2 separate regions of the Homo sapiens genome follow, and region 2 is linked to region 1. Evidence: read pairs that join two places in POLR2A ChIA-PET (ENCODE). Cell type or tissue: GM12878. All regions are shown on one strand.

What was found. Peaks named below come from ENCODE experiments on the same cell type or tissue, not always from the same donor. Only the 100,000 strongest peaks of a DNase experiment are listed, where the experiment ranks them.
Region 2: POLR2A ChIA-PET joins it to region 1 with 14 read pairs; 2 of 35 experiments call an interaction of 5 or more read pairs at or near these places.

What each region holds. Positions count from the first base shown.
Region 1 is chr15:43,927,391-43,935,390 of GRCh38, reverse strand. All of the region lies in intron 1 of FRMD5 (FERM domain containing 5), which reads left to right. Among named protein-coding and RNA genes, the nearest start is that of WDR76, 100 kb to the right of the region's middle. RefSeq lists enhancers at 6,175-6,824, 6,825-7,476. In GM12878, no CTCF peak of the experiment used is centred here; no DNase peak of the experiment used is centred here.
Region 2 is chr15:44,303,602-44,311,601 of GRCh38, reverse strand. All of the region lies in intron 1 of GOLM2 (golgi membrane protein 2), which reads right to left. Among named protein-coding and RNA genes, the nearest start is that of GOLM2, 19 kb to the right of the region's middle. In GM12878, no CTCF peak of the experiment used is centred here; DNase peaks (open chromatin) are centred at 1,818, 2,490 and 3,021; H3K4me3 peaks cover 2,349 bases; H3K27ac peaks cover 3,026 bases.

The sequences.
Region 1 (8,000 bases):
TGCCTCAGCCTCCCAAGTAGCTGGGATTACAAGCACCCGCCACCACACCCGGCTAATTTGTTTTTGTATTTTTAGTAGAGATGGGGTTTCACCATTTTGGCCAGGCTAGTCTCAAACTCCTGACCTCAGATAATCTGCTCTCCTTGTCCCCCGAAAGGGCTGGGATTACAGGCGGGAGCCACCACGCCTGGCCCCAAGAATTATTTATAGACCAAAAGACATCTGTTGCTGCTCAGCCACTGAAATACCACATGTGGGAGAACCTTCAGGAAACTAACAAGTTGAGGGACCCAATGGTACTTGTCTGAAAGCACATCCGCAGCTTCTGCCTCAGCCACGTTTCAGAGGCTCTGCCTCTGGTTAAGTGAGATGAGGTTGCAAGGGACACTTTATCAGCCCCTTTCCATCTCTGTCAGTTCCTATCCCTTCTTTATCTGGACAGTTGAAGAGTTCTCAATCTTATACACAAGATCATACAAATAAATCTTTATTCCCCACCCTCACCCCAGCCAGACTGTCACGCCTAAAGCCCTCGCATATAGAAATCCAGCAGTCCCGCTGCTGCCTGGGTTATAGTTTAGGAAATAGTGGGCCTGGGAAGGACAGAGGCTGGTATTAGCCTGAGGATCCACTCTGAGAAGATCTTGCAACGATCCTCATTTTATGAGGCTGGAGGCGGGCATTAGATGATCTAATGGGACTTTTCCATCGCTCACAGTGGAATGTAAAATGACCAGACTCTAGCAGGATAATAGTTTCACATAATGGTGTTCACTGTGTCAGGCCTGCTAGAGGCAGTTTCTAAAATTGAATGGATTCTGTTTAGTTACTCTTTCCATTTACTTTGAGCAATGGCCCTGAGTTTTTTAGATTAATTACACTAGCAATAAACATCTACCTGTTAAAGCTACCCGATTATCCTTTTTAAAGAAAAAAAAACTGTTTTAAATCCTTGTTTAGAAGATGGACCTGGGATGTTATTACTTTGATTGACTAATAACAGAATCAGAGGATTTTGAGCACATAAGAGGACATGAGATTATTTGCAGATAGAGAAACTGAGGCACAGAAAGGGAAAATGACCTGCCCAAGAGATCACAGTCAGAATGTGCCTTTTCTTACTCCCATCGCTTCCCTCCTGCCCCAAACTCCCTGCCAAAGTTGAACATGGAGGACTTGCCTCCTTGGCATGGAACTACATGCTCAGAGCATATTTCCTATACCCACCCCAACCCTCCATGGAGGGGCAGCTGGATCCTCTCTCAGGAAAAGGAGAGAAAGGAGAAGGCTGGTCTTGACAGCCAAGACAGAATTCTGACTAAGGAGCCTCAAGGAGCGTAGATGTAGGGAGGAGACAGCAGGATGAGGTACTGGGGCACCTTCCAGCCCCGCCTCCTAGACAAGAGAGCCCAAAGGCCAGGATAGGACATGTTCTGGAACAGACTCCCTGTCACTGACAGCAGATCTGGGGTGAGAAGGGGAGTTCTTTCCCCGGATTGAGTTTGATGATAACTGCTGGCTTTATTTTCTGATGATCTAGTTCATAGCAAAAGTGCAGTGAGTTTTGAGCTAGTTAGCCATTGAAAATAAATGGTAATTGGGGACTCGAACTTGCAAGCCAGAGTTGGGTAGCTGCCCACTGTCATGAAAGGCAGAATTTAAAAACCTGGTAGGAAGAAGCAGTGTTTCTCTGTAATATTTAACTCACAGTCTAATGCTCTGAAGTTGGTACTCTTGTTATATGAAAACGTGGAAGGTTAATGAAAGTGGGGTTTGTGCTAACAGAGTTGGATTGTGACAGAGGTCAAATATCTGCTTCTCTTTCCCTTATCCCTGTAATCTTGGCTTCAAGAGCTACAAGACCATCAGATGCCAGTAATCCCCAGACCAGCAACAGCAGCATCACCTGGGAACTTGTTAGAAATGCCAATTCCCAGGCCCCACAGCAGACCTATGAACTAGAAACTTTAGGGGCGGGGCCCAGCAATCTGTATTTTAACAAGCCCTCCAGGTGATTCTGAGGTGGACTCAGGTGTGAGAACCAATGGTCCGGAGTATGGTATGCTTCCTAATTTGCTGTTTATTAAGGAAAGTCAGCCTTCTGAGTGAGCTAGCTGTCTGCCTCCTATCTTGCCTCCTTCTCCTCTTCTCCTCCACCAGTGGGACAACCACTATTGGAAGATTCGGGGTTTGTCCTGCTGCTTTCCTAGGCCTCGGTATTTGTACAGGAAACTGTCTCTCCACCCATCTGTCTGGCTCTGGGCCCCAGCTGTCTCACTCCTCTCCTGGGACTCTCACTATTGTTGTTCCAGTGAGGTTGTTTCTACTCAGTGCTGGGAAGGGAGGCATAAACGTGGCTTTTGTTCCTCTAGTGGGACCACAGATCAAGGCAGACCATGGAACTCTTCTTCAGAGTTCTGTTTGCTGTGACAAGGGGCTTTCAAGGGAGGCCCTGGCTGTCCTTCTCAGGAGAAGCAGTGAAAATGACTTGTCTGGTCCTGGGATAGGATGCCAGCAGCTGTGTGTGACTGGGCATGCTCTGGGGAAGTTGGGGCTTCAGTCAGAGAGCTGTGGGCCCTACTTGCCCATCCCTCTCTCATTTATCTGTCAATATCCTGTTGTGCAGTGCCCTGGGGAATCCCAGGGGGAAGAGTCTAATGCTACAGGTAGCTCCCATAGGTTTAACTACAGAGGGAACCTGTTCTGTTTTTTGAGAGAGATCAGGACGCTGAGTTAATTTCTTGAAATATATTTTGCCAAATGCTTTTTTTCTTTTTATTCTAATTAAAGCCAAGGCATTAAAAGGTATAGTGTCTATTGGAATTGTGTCATATCTTATTCCCCTTATTCAGCTCCTCCTTTCTAGGGAGCATGTCAGGAGCCTGTCACAGAAGCTCTGCCTTTGTCTCTGTGGCACTGATTAGAGGCTGCCAGGCTTCTGAGGGGATTTGGTTTGATTACATATATTTGAAATTTTCTACTCTTCTGATCAGGAAAAAAATAGCCTTGGGTAAGAAGAAGACGCAGATTTGTACTTTAAGAGCCACTTTGGGCATATTTCCAAAATGGTAGCCACTCCCAGATCTTGGGGACACTACAAGGTGGACATGTAGCCAAGATCCATTCATGCATTCTTGTCCAGGGAGGACAGGCTTCTGTTCCTTGAGTGCATTGACTCATTGCTGAGGCCTTGTGCATTCAAGTCCATCCATCCTGGAGGAAGAAGAGGTCTCAAGAGGCTGAGGAAGTTGGCACGAAAACTCACAGGGTTTTTATGTATATTTTGTGTCTTGATTTTAGCCCCACAGTCATCCTTAGATGTAAGATTAACTCTGTTTTAGAGATAAGGAAGCTGAAGCTTGAGTACATTAAGGGATGGGTCTGAGATCACAAGCTGAGAAGTGGCAGACCAGGGCCTTGACTCTAAGTCTACTTAGTGCTCGTTCTCAAAGCCTTTGCCTTCCCAGAGCTCCTCCCCTTTCTGCTCCCTGTGCCTCAACTTCTAAGGAACATAAGTAACCTGATAGGAGAGTTGAAAAGGAAACTGCACCCAGACTGCACTCAGGACTCAAAGATCCTGACCTGTTTGCTAATGAAATGTGTCTACCTCAGGATCCATCACATATGTTGGCACTGGCCAGTAAACAATTTTTTTGTGAAGAGGAGGGAAATAATCAAAGAGTTATGAGGACCAGTGAGTTTATCATATTTCTCCTGACCCTGGCCATCCAGGATACTCCCTAAAACCCCAGAAATTCCCAGATTTTGCCAAACATGCATTTGTCTTTTGCAAAAAAAAAAAGAAAAAAGCAGCAATAAAATGAGTTGTCAAACTGTCCTTAGGGTTGGAGCAAGGGGAAGTCGATCTTTCCCCAAATTCTAGATTTTCTTTACAAGTTATTTGAAGCAGCGTTGTATGAGAAGTGCAGCTGTATTAGAGAATGTGTGTGTGTGTTGGGAGTGGGGATCGGGGGGTATAAGTGTGAGAGAGAAAGAGAAGAGAGAGAGAGAGACAGAGAATAGAGAAAGAGAATATGAGCTTCACAAATACAAAGCAATGAGTTTTTTCCTAACAAGCCTGGCTGAGTTTCCAGTAGTTCTGCAGCTGTGACATGACTAGTCCACTGAGATATTCAGCACTGGTTGGAAAAATACAACTAAAATTTATTCAATCAATAGCAAGATGCAGTGATGCTTTTAAGAGTCACCTTACTTGTAAAAGTGGCTTCTCCAAAGATAAGAAAGATGAACGAGTTGTCTGCTTTTCTTCAGACCTGGCTCTGTTTTTCTTTTTCTTTCCAGACACTTCACAGGGTACAAAGATTTCATATAGAAATGAGACACCTTGTCTCTTGAAGCATCACCACTGATATCTCAATAAGACTGGCCCTCTTGTTAGCCTTGCTCTTACAAGCTGTACAACAGCAGGTTTGAAGTTCTGCTCAGAGGGTCTTAATTGCCCTTGTTGAGTCTGCTTTGGGCCATCTGTGCTGACAGAACACTTAGTCCTCCCTCCCATGACATTTCCTTGCGCACGGTGACCTCCATGTTCCAGACTGAATGTGATTTCCCCACCCCACGTGCACATCCTGCGTGTCACACCATGTGGCGATGAGCAAAGCCAGTTCTCTGACCCAAGTGAGGACTGCCAACAGGGCTCCCTGCAGCACTGCACCTGGCATCTGAACCTAGAGATATCTGTGTGGCTTCATGAAAATCACCCCAGCTCTCAATTTGCATGTAGAAGGGAGTTGTTGGGGCAAAGAAGTTGCTGTATTTAAGGATTTGGTGAGAACAGTGGCTAAGAAGCACTGATCCTTTCTCCTTCTGAGCTCTGATTTCCCTCCACTTTGGGGCCTCACCACTCCTCCAGGAGCCACATGGTTACGTGGCCCCACAGCAGCCTCCTGGCATTGTAGTCTAGATACCAGAGCCTGCTTGGGCCCTGTTCTTCCCAGCCTGATGGCTGAGTTCTGAGAGTAGGAAACAGAAGGGAGTACCTGGGTAGGGGTGAGCTATGGCCCTGCCACATTTGTGGTGACCTGCTACTCAAGAGAGTATTGCTTGCAGATGGACGTCTCTGCATTTCCCCCTGGAATGAGCTTTCTTAATCTTCTCCCAGAGTGAGCTGGCTGCTCTTCTAGCTGCAGCCTCAGCAGTTCCTGGACAGATTTCATTGGTTTACGACTAAGCAGGAAAAGTGAGCTCCTGGGCCAAGAGCTCAGCAGGGGTTCCCTCCCTTCAAAGAAAGTGTAAAGAAGGTGCTGAAGTTAGGGAATCTGAGGTTCTGCTGTTAGCACTTGTGCCCCACACCCTCCCTCTGCCTCAGAAAGCTGGGCTGGGTGTAGCATGTGACCATAGAGGCAGGGACTGCACCCCAGAAATTAATTCACACTTTTCTGCTCAGCTCACTAATGCCATGGCCCTGAGAAGATGACCTACTGTGGCTGTTCCTCTGTAACATTAAAGTGCTTTTACACAGCATCTGCTCTGGAACCTGGCAGACATCGGCATGCCACTCATGCCCTCACACCACTAAAAGGCATGGAAGGAAAGCAAGGAAGTCTTTGGCCTACAAGAAATTTAAATATATATAGTTAAGCTAGAATGCAGGCTAAGATGCCATCCCATCCCTGGTGCCTGTTTCTTCCCCGGCAGGCCTCCAAGGACAACTCGTTCAACTGTTGCCCTTCCTCCAGGGTGCCTAGTATCAGTGTGGCTTTCTTCCACCTCTGGACTCTTGTACTTTGGGCTACGGGTGCCCACTTTCTGTAATCCCTCCATTTTACCTCTGCCTTCTCTAAGGGCCCGTGAAACCAAGGCCAGCTACCCTTTAACAGATTGTGAACCAAGGTCATAGCATGTAGCCAGGAGGAAGTTGGAATCACTCTTACCCTCTGCTAGACTCTACTTCGTTTGCACTTGCTTGTGAGGTGCTTGTGTGCCTCACAAGTAAGCAGGATTGAATAAAGTGGAGCCTAATGAGTGGAGCTTTCTGCATCTTGGCTTCTCTCATCAGGATGCTGCATGCCAGAGAGCCTGGGATTAACCTCATCCATGATGGGTTAAAATAAAGCTCCTCTCCTGCCCATGGATATCGATGATGAGACAGAAAATGCAATTAACCTTAAATAGTTTAGGTCACTGGCCCAAGCTTGCTTACTGCTTGCTACCTCAGTCCCTTCCCTAAAGAATAGGCAAACCATAGAGAACCAGAACCAGGCGTTCCAGGGAGGAGCAAAAATAGGAATTATCCCACCCTCAGAGCTGCACAGTGATTCCAAGAGGCTCATGAATCATTCTGTGCACCATATAGAGAGAATAAATGGGTTGTACCTATATGCACTAGTATTTTCAAATATGTATAGGCACTGTTGTGGTTCATAAAATATAAATTTATTTTTTAAACGAGTGCTTAATAAGTTATTTTGATCCAATAATGTCTTTGGGAAGAGAATAACCTCAGAAGTAGCTGCAGGGTGAGGATTTGGGTGCTCTGCCTCAGCTCACTTGTCCTGAAGATAAATGTCCTCAGGCTTGGAGCTCTGACTTTGTGACTAAACAGTAATCACCTGTCAGCGCAAGTGCCTGTTTCTCCGGTATAATCAATGGCACAACATTCAACGCACAGTTTAGCCACAGTGCCAGGGCACCTGCAGGCAAAGGGAAGGGAAGACGGCTTTGCCATCTCATCAAAAGAAAAGACTGACTGTCACAGAATATTCCAGAAACCCCTGGACTTAGGACTGGGAGACCATGGAGAGGGTATCCCAGGACGCAGCTGGCATCAGGAAGTGCAAGGGGATCCACAAGCCCAGGAAGTTGTAAAATTCCTAAAATCTTGCCCCTGCCGTTGGCTTGTAGGGAGCCCATCATGATGGTTCAGCTGCATGTGATTTCACCCAGTGCTGCCTCAGGCCACTCCACCAGCCACAGGTGTGAGTGCCTCAAAGGAAGGGCTTTGTCGCAACCCTCTGTGAAAGGTGCCTCTGCGCAGAGCTCTAAGTTGATTCTACCTTTGCATACCTACTGGGGATTTAAATTTCATGGAATTCTATGTCTACCTCTTTCCTCATTCCCCTCACCCCCACCCCAGCCTTGGAGAAAGAGCAAAGGAAGATGCTTCTCTTCATTAGTCTATGCAAGAGCCCTGCAGCTCAAAACAATGCATCTAACACTGGTAACTGGTAAATGGGAACTTGAGGGAACTATGTCTTCACGGCGGGGGAGCAGGGGGATTCACCAGGTGCTGAAAAGTAACCAGAAAAAGGTCTTTTTTATGTAGCTGTAGGGAATGGGTAGTGGGATATATCCTTATTTCCTAACTACTCCAAGAGAAAAGCCATGCTTCCTTTTTCTTCCTGTGAAGTGGAAGAAATCTGAAGTTGGATCTACCAAGTTCAGGGTTCTTACCAGCTAAGAGCCTTACAAGTGCATCTGAACTCGCAGCCCATGAGAATGAGTTGTTTTATGAAAGGCAGGATTCTTATTAAAAGTCTGTATGATTTCCATCACAGAAGCATGTTTTCCCTATAGCTATCTCTGTCCCATTGCTAATCTGGTTGTTGTATGTATGGAAGCAAACTTCTTCAGCCCGTAAAACTCACATCATACTGTAGTAGTGTTTGTGAAAAACATTTTTTCATTAAAAAAAAAAAAGCACCAGCTGATCACAATGTAAAAGCCAGCTTGGTGCAAAGTAAAATTTGTAGAGAAAAGCAATGAAAATATGCTACTGTCTCTCACTGTTCCATTTCAGTTGCTCTGAGAGAGATAATAGTATAGGATATGCTGCATGGGATAGAGTGGAACATGTTTCCTCTGCTCCCAGAGAACCTGAAATACCTCTTTAAGCTCTTCTCACTCTCTTGGCATCAGTGAAGAAGTAGTTAATAGGCCCTGCACAAAGAAAGTTCTGACGGAGTCCTTTGAAAGACCTGGTTTGTGGCCCACCACCCAGAAGTCCCAGTGTGATTCATAACGAGTCTCTGTCCTGAGAG
Region 2 (8,000 bases), 380 kb before region 1:
TTGATAGTTCATTAACATTGGCAAATATTTCTAGTTCTCATCCCAGGCCCTTCGAAGGACTGTCTCTCCCCACTCCTTTGAAGGTATGTGTTTTTTACCACATACACACTTACCACAATAATAAAAAAAAAAAGAAAAGCAATCTTTTTCAGACATCATGTCCTGAATTTCATTTGAAAAATACAGGCACTATGCCATTAATTCACATTAAAGTTATGGTGCCTGGAATGCCTCTTTAATTGGAGGCATTTCCCCAACATTTTTGGGGAAAAATGTTTTTCCTCTTAGGGAGGGGAACCATTTAGGGAAGTAAAACCTGTTAAGAAACTTTCCCCACTAAGCTCTAAAATAGTTTTCTCTTTTTCAGTTAAGGTAAGAAATACCACATGTAGCATCAAGGCAGTGGCATAATCTATAAGAATGGGTCATTTATAAGTAGAACATGTATAAGTATAAAACTACCTTGCAGGATTTGGTATGGAAAGTTTATATCCATATTCTTTAGTCATATGTTCTTTTAAGAACTTTTCCAGGTATGTATGTATGTTTGTTTTTTGCTTGTTCGTTTTGTTGTTGTTGTTGTTTGAAATGAAGTCTCACTCTGTCGCCCAGGCTGGAGTGAAGTGGCACAATCTCGGCTCACTGCAACCTCCGCCTCCCGGGTTCAAGCGATTCTCCTGCCTCAGCCTCCCGAATAAGTGGGATTACAGGTGTGTGCCACCATGCCCAGCTAATTTTTGTATTTTTAGTAGATATGGGGTTTCACCACGTTGGTCAGGCTGGTCTCAAATTCCTGACCTCGTGATCCGCCCGCCTTGGCCTCCCAAAGGGCTGGGATTACAGGCGTGAGCCACTGTGCCTGGCCTATGTATTTTTTAATTGACTGATTGATTGATTGAGACAGGGTCTTGTACTGTCATCCAGGCTGGAGTACAGTGGCACAATCATAGCTCACTGCAGCCTCAAATTCCTGGGATCAAAGGAGTTTGATCCCAACTCCTGGGATCCTACCTCAATCTCTCAGGTAGCTGGGATTATAGGTGTGCATCACCACACCTGGCTATCTGAATATGTATGTGTGTGTGTGTGTGTGTGTGTGGGTGTGTGTGTGTATATATATATATATATATACATATATATATATATAGAGAGAGAGAGAGAGAAAGAGAGACTCTCACTATGTTGCCCAAGCTGGTCTCGAACTCCTAATCTCAGAGAGATTCCCGCCTTGGCCTCCCAGCCTTTCCAAGTCTTTTTAGTTGGTTCTCTTGTGAGTACCCTTTCATCCCTTGGTGATTTTAATTGCTCTTCTCTGGATAATTCTTAAACTTGCATCATGTAATTAATGCTGCACAAAGTAAATTAAGACTGTGACTATGCAGAAACCCAATAGCATAGTGCTTAAAAGAAGGGGCTCTGGCTGGGTGCAGCAGCTCACGCCCGTAATCCCAGTACTTTGGGAGGCCACGGCAAGCAGATCGCTTGAGGTCAGGAGTTTCAGACCAGCTTGGCCAACATTGCAAAACCCAGTCTCTACAAAAAATACAAAAATTAGCCAGGCATGGTGGCATTTGCCTGTAGTTCCAGCTACTCAGGAGGCTGAGGCATGAGAATCACTTGAACCCAGGAGGCGGAGGTTGCAGTGAGCCAAGATCATGCCACTGCACTCCAGCCTGGGCAACAGAGTGAAACTCCGTATCAAAAAAAAAACCAAAAGCTGGTGAGGGGGTGGGGCCTCTAAAATTAGATTGCCTGAGTCTGAATTCTGAATTCACTACTTGTTAGCTCTATTTCCTTGGACATACTGTTTACCTTCTCTGTTTCAGTTCTTTTATCTATAAAATGAGAAAATATTATCTGACTCATAGCATTGTCAAAAAGTTTATGCCAGAGATAAAGTGTTAACAACACTGGCTGGCACATGGTAAGGGCTTAATAAACATTAGCTATTACTATGTAAAGGAGTAGAATGTCTTCTTTACTATTTCTACAAAGTCCCACTGCTAAATTTGACTGGCTTAAAAACAACACAAAAGAAAAAAAAGTCTTTAGCTTTTAGCCTTTTTAGCTAAAACAATAAATTGGGAATCTCATAGAATTTTTTTATTTTATTTACTTTTTTCTCAATTACTTTTTTATTAAGGGATATTTGACAATTAAAGATTGTATATATTTAAGGTACACAATTTGATGATTTGATATGCTTATATACATTGATCTCCAGAACTTACTCATCTTGCATAACTGAAACTATGTACCCCTTGACCAACATCCCATTTGCCCCTTCCCCTAGTCCCTGGTAGCCTTCCTTTAAATATATGCTCAGAAGTGGGATTGCCAGATCATAATATAGTTCTATTTTTAACTTCTGAGGAAACTACATACTGTTTTCCATATGGCTATTTACATTCCCACCAACAATGTTCAAGGGTTCCCCTTTCTCCACATCCTCACCAACATTTGTTATCTTTCACCTTTCTGACAATAATCATTCTAGCAGGTGTGAGATAGTATCTCACTGTAGTTTTGATTTGCATTTCCCTGATGATTAATAATGTTGAACATTTTTCCATATGACTGTACCTGTTGGCCACTTGTATGTCTTCTTTCAAGAAATGTCTATTCCAGTCCTTTGCCCATTTTTAAAACAGGTTGTTCATTGTTATTACATTGTATAAGTTCCTTATATATTTTGGATATTAACCCTTATCAGATATATGATTTCCAAATATCTTCTCCTACTCTGTAGGTACCTTTTGACTCTGTTGATAGTTTTCTTTTGCTGTACAGGAGCTTTTCAATTTGATGTAATCCCATTTGTCAATTTTTAGTTTTGTTGCCTGTGCTTTTGGTGCACACACCTGCAGTCCCGGCTATTCAGGAGTCTGAGGTGGGAGAATCGCTTGAGGTGGGTCAAAGCTGCAGTGAGCCACAGTCATGCCACTGTACCCAGCCTAGGTGACAGAAAGAGACCTTGTCTCTAAAAAAAAAAGTTAAATATAGAATATGGCCCAGCATTTCCACTGCTAGACATAAAAGAAGTGAAACCAGGGACTCAAACAGATACTTGTACACCACCGTTTATAGAGGCATTACTCACAATAACTGAAAGAGGGGAAGAACTCAAGTGTTCATCAACAGATGAATGAAAAGCAAAACATGGTATATACACATAATAAAATATTATCAGCCATAAAGAGGAATGAAGTTCTGATACATGCTACAACATAAATGAATCTTGAAAACATTATGCTAGGTGAAATAAGCCAGATAAAAAAGGACAAATATTGTATAATCCTCCTATATGAGGTATCTAGAATAGACAAATTCATAGACACAGAAACTAGAATAGAGGTTACCACAGGCTGGAGGGAAGGGCAATGGGAATTACTGCTTAATGGGTAGAGGTTTTGTTTGGTTTGGGATCGTGAAAAAGTTCTAGAAATAGATGGTAGTAATCATGGTTACACAACATTGTGAATGTACTTAATGCCACTAAATTATACACTTAAAATGGTAAAAATAGTAAATTTTGTTATAGATGTTTTACCACAATAAAATAGTAATAACAATAATCATCATTATTCTGGCCCCAAATAGCTTTAACTCAGACATAATTTCCCCTACTTCTCAATACCATGTACCTTATATTACACTCTCCTATTCTACTGCTTGACCTTCTGTGAAGGTACAACATACTTTCCAGCTTTCCTGGCCTCATTTATGTTCCTCCTGTCCTTATCCCTTTCTCATTTTGTTAAATTACTAAAGATCACCTTTTCAGTGAATTATTTCGCTCTTGACTTCCTGAGGAAGTTAATCAGTTATTCCTCTGTATTCTCAAACCCCTTTGTAAGCAGCTTTACTATAGCATTTAATCATGCATTATGGATTATTTTTCTATGTGTGCCTCCCTCACTTCTTCAAAGAACGGGAATCTTACTATCTTTCTATCCCTATCACATACCACATGGTATTCAACTTTCCCAAATAAATGACTTATGCATATAATAAACTTTGAACAATCATAAAGCACTATATCAATAAATGGTTTTATTTCATTCTGCCCATTGAGAATTAGTATCATGTGGGCTGAACACGGTGGCTCACGCCTGTAATCCCAGTACTTTGGGAGGCCAAGGTGGGCGGATCACGAGGTCAGGAGATAGAGACCATCCTGGCTAACACTGTGAAACCCCATCTCTACTAAAAATACAGAAAATTAGCCAGGCGTGGTGGTAGGCTCCTGTAGTCCCAGCTATTCGGGAGGCTGAGGCAGGAGAATGGCGTGAACCTGGGAGGCAGAGCTTACAGTGAGCGGAGATCGTACCACTGCACTTCAGCCTGGGCCACAGAGCCAGACTCTGTCTCAAAAAAAAAAAAAAAAAAGAATTAGTATCATGTTAGTTTCCAGCTTATGAGACAAGTCCCTGATGATAAGCAGTATAACTTGGATACAGGCATACCTTGTCTTATTGTACCTTGCTTTATGCGTTTCTTATAACCCTGCATCGAGCAAATGTATTGGCACAATTTTTCCAATAACATGTGCTCACTTCATGTCCCTATGTCACATTTTGATAATTCTCAAAATATTTCAAAATTTTCTTTATTACATCTGTCATGGTGATCTGTGATCTGTGACCTTCAATATTATTATAATTGGGGGCACCACAAACTGCACTCATAGAGGACAGTGAGTTTAATCAATAAATGTTGTGTGTGTAAATAGAATAAACAACTTTATAGAAACAGAAAGTAGAATAGAGGTTGCCAAGGGTTGGGGAGACGATAACGGGAGTTACCATGGAATAACCATTCCCCCATCTCTCTTCCTCTCCTCAGGCTTCCCTATTTCCTGAGACAAAACGATACTACAATGACCTCTAAGTGTTCAAGTAAAAGAGTTGTATGTCTCTCACTTTAAATCAAAAGCTAAACATAATTAAGCTTAGTGAAAAGGGCACGTCAAGAACATAGACAGGCCAAAAGCTAGGCCTCTTGTGCCAAACAGCCAAATTGTGAATGCAAAGGAAAAATTCTTTAAGGAAATTCAAAGTGTTACTTTAGTGAACACATGAATAACGAGAAGGCAAAACAGCCTTACTGTTGCTGATATGGAGAAAGTTTCCATGGTCCAGATAGGTCAAACTAACCACAATATTCCCTTAAACCAAAGCCTAATCCAGAGCAAGGACTTAACTCTCTTCAATTCTATGAAGGGTGAAGGGTAAAGAAGCTGTACAAGAAAAGTCGGAAGCCAGCAGAGGTTGGTTCATGAAGTTTAAAAAAAAAAAGCAATCTCCATAACATAAAGGTGCAAGGGGAAGTGGCAAGTGCTGATGAAAAAGCTGCAGCAAGTTATCCAGAAAATCTAGCTAAGATCACTGAAGGTGGCTACACTAAACAACACATTTTCCATGTAAATGAAACAGCCTTCTATTGGAAGAAGATGCCATCTAGAACTTTCATAGCTGCAGAGAAGTCAATATCTGGTTTCAAAGCTTCAAAGGACAGGCTGATTCTCCTGTTAGGGACAGCTGGTGACTTTAAGTGGAAGCCAACGCTCACTTACCATTCCTAAAATCCTAGCTTTTAAGAATTGTGCTAAATCTGTTTTATCTGCGCTCTATAAATGGAACAACAAAGCCTGTATGATAGCACATCTGTTTACAGCATGGTTTACTGAATATTTTCAGTTCACTGTTGAGATATACTACTTAAAAAAAAGATTCCTTTCAAAATACTAGTGCTCACTGACAATGTCCCTGGTCACCCAAGATCTCTGATGAAGATTTACAAGGACATTAATCTTTTCATGTCTGCTAACAGCAACCCATGGAGCAAGGAGTAATTTCTACTTTCAAATCTTATTATTTAACAAATACCTTTCATAAGGCTATACCTACCATGATGTAATTCCTCTGATGGATCTGGGCAAAATAAATTGAAAGTCTTCTAGAAAGAATTCACCAATCTAGATGCCATTAAGAACATTTGTAGAGGCTGGGTGCAGTGGCTCACGTCTATAATCTCAGCACTTTGAGAGACAGAGGCGGGTGGACACTTGGGCTCAGGAGTTCAAGACGGGCCTGGGCAACATGGGGAGACCCTGTCTCTACTAAAAATAGAAAAATTAGCCAGGTGTAGAGGCCCATACCTGTGGTCCCAGCTACTCGGAGGCTGAAGTGGGAGGATCACTTGAGCTCAGGGGGTAGAGGTTGTAGTGAGCCGAGATCGCACCACTGCACTCCAGCCTAAGTGACAGATCAAGACTCTGTCTCAAAAAAAAAATTATAATAATTTGTGGCTGGGCACAGTGGCCATTAATTCCATCACTTTGGGAGGCCAAGGCAGGCAAATTGCTTGGGCCTAGGATTTTGAGACCAGCCTGGATAACATGGCAAAACTCCACCTCTACAAAAAATACAAAATTAGCCAGGTATGGTGGCATGTGCCTGTAGTCCCAGCTACTCGGAAGGCTGAGATAGGAGGATCACCTGAGTCCAGGGAGGTCAAGGCTGCAGTGAGCCATGAATTGTGCCACTGTACTCCAGCCTGGGCAACAGAGACTGTGCCTCAAAAAAAAGAACATTTGTGATTCATAGAAGAAGGCTAAAATATTAACAGGAACATGAGTTTGGAATAAGTTGATTCCAACTCTCATGAATGATTTTGAGGGGATTCAAGACTTCAGTGGAGGAAGTAACTGCAGATGTGGTACAAATAGCAAGAGACCTAGAATTAGGCTAGGCACGGTGGCTTATGCCTGTAATCCCAGTACTTTGGGAAGCCAGGGCAGGAGGATCACTTGAGTATGGGAGTTTGAAACCAGCCTGGGCAACATAGCAAGACCCTGGTCTACAAACCATTTTTTAAAAATTAGCCAGGAGTGATGGCTCAGGCCTGTGGCCCAGCTACTCAGGAGGCTGAGGTGGGAGAATTGCTTGACCCCAGGAGGTTGAGGCTACAGTGAGCTGTGATTGCACCACTGCATTCAGCCTAAGTGACTGAGTAAGAGAGAAAGAGAGAGAACTAGAAATAGAAGTAGAGCCTGGAGGGCTGGGAGCGATGGCTTATGCCTGTAGTCCCAGCACTTTGGGAGGCTGAGGAGGGCAGATCACTTGAGGTCAGGAGTTTGAGACCAGCCTGGCCAACCTGGTGAAACCCTGTCTCTACTAAAAGTACAAAAATTAGCCAGGTGTGGTGGTGGGCGCCTGTAATCCCAGCTACTCAGGAGGCTGAGACAAGAGAATTGCTTGAACCTGTGAGGCGGAGGCTGCAGTGAGCCGAGATCATGCCATTGCACTCCAGCCTTGACACAAGAGTGAAACTCTGTCTCAAAAAAAAAAAAAAAAAAAAAAAAAAAAAGAAGTGGAGCCTGAAGACGTGACTGAATTACTGCAATCTCATGATAAAACTTGAATAGGCCAGGCATGGTGGTTTATGCCTGTAATCCCAGGACTTTGGGAGGTTGAGGTGGGAGGATTACTTGAGGCCAGGAGTTCAAGACCAGCCCTGGGGAACATAGCAAGACCACATCTCTACAAAATTTTAAAATTAGCCAGGTGTGGCCAGGCACCGTGGTTCACACCTGTAATCCTAGCACTTTGGAAGGCCGAGTCAGGCGGATCACTTAAGGTCAGGAGTTTGAGACCTACTTGGCCAACAAAACCCTGTCTCTACTGAAATACAAAAATCAGCCAGGCCTGGTGGTGCATGTCTGTAATCCCAGCTACTCAGGAGGCTAAGGCACGAGAATTGCTTGAACCTGGGAGGTGGAAGTTGCGTTGAGCTGAGATCACACCACTGCACTCCAGCCTGGTGACAGGGCGAGACTCTGTCTCAAAAAAAAAAAAAAAAAAAAAATTAGCCAGGTGTGATGGCACAAGTTTGTAGTCCTAGCTGCTCCAGATGCTGAGGCAGGAGGATTGCTTGAGTCCAGAAGGTCAAGGCTGCAGTGAGCCATGATCATGCCACTGCAGTTTAGCCTGGGTGAC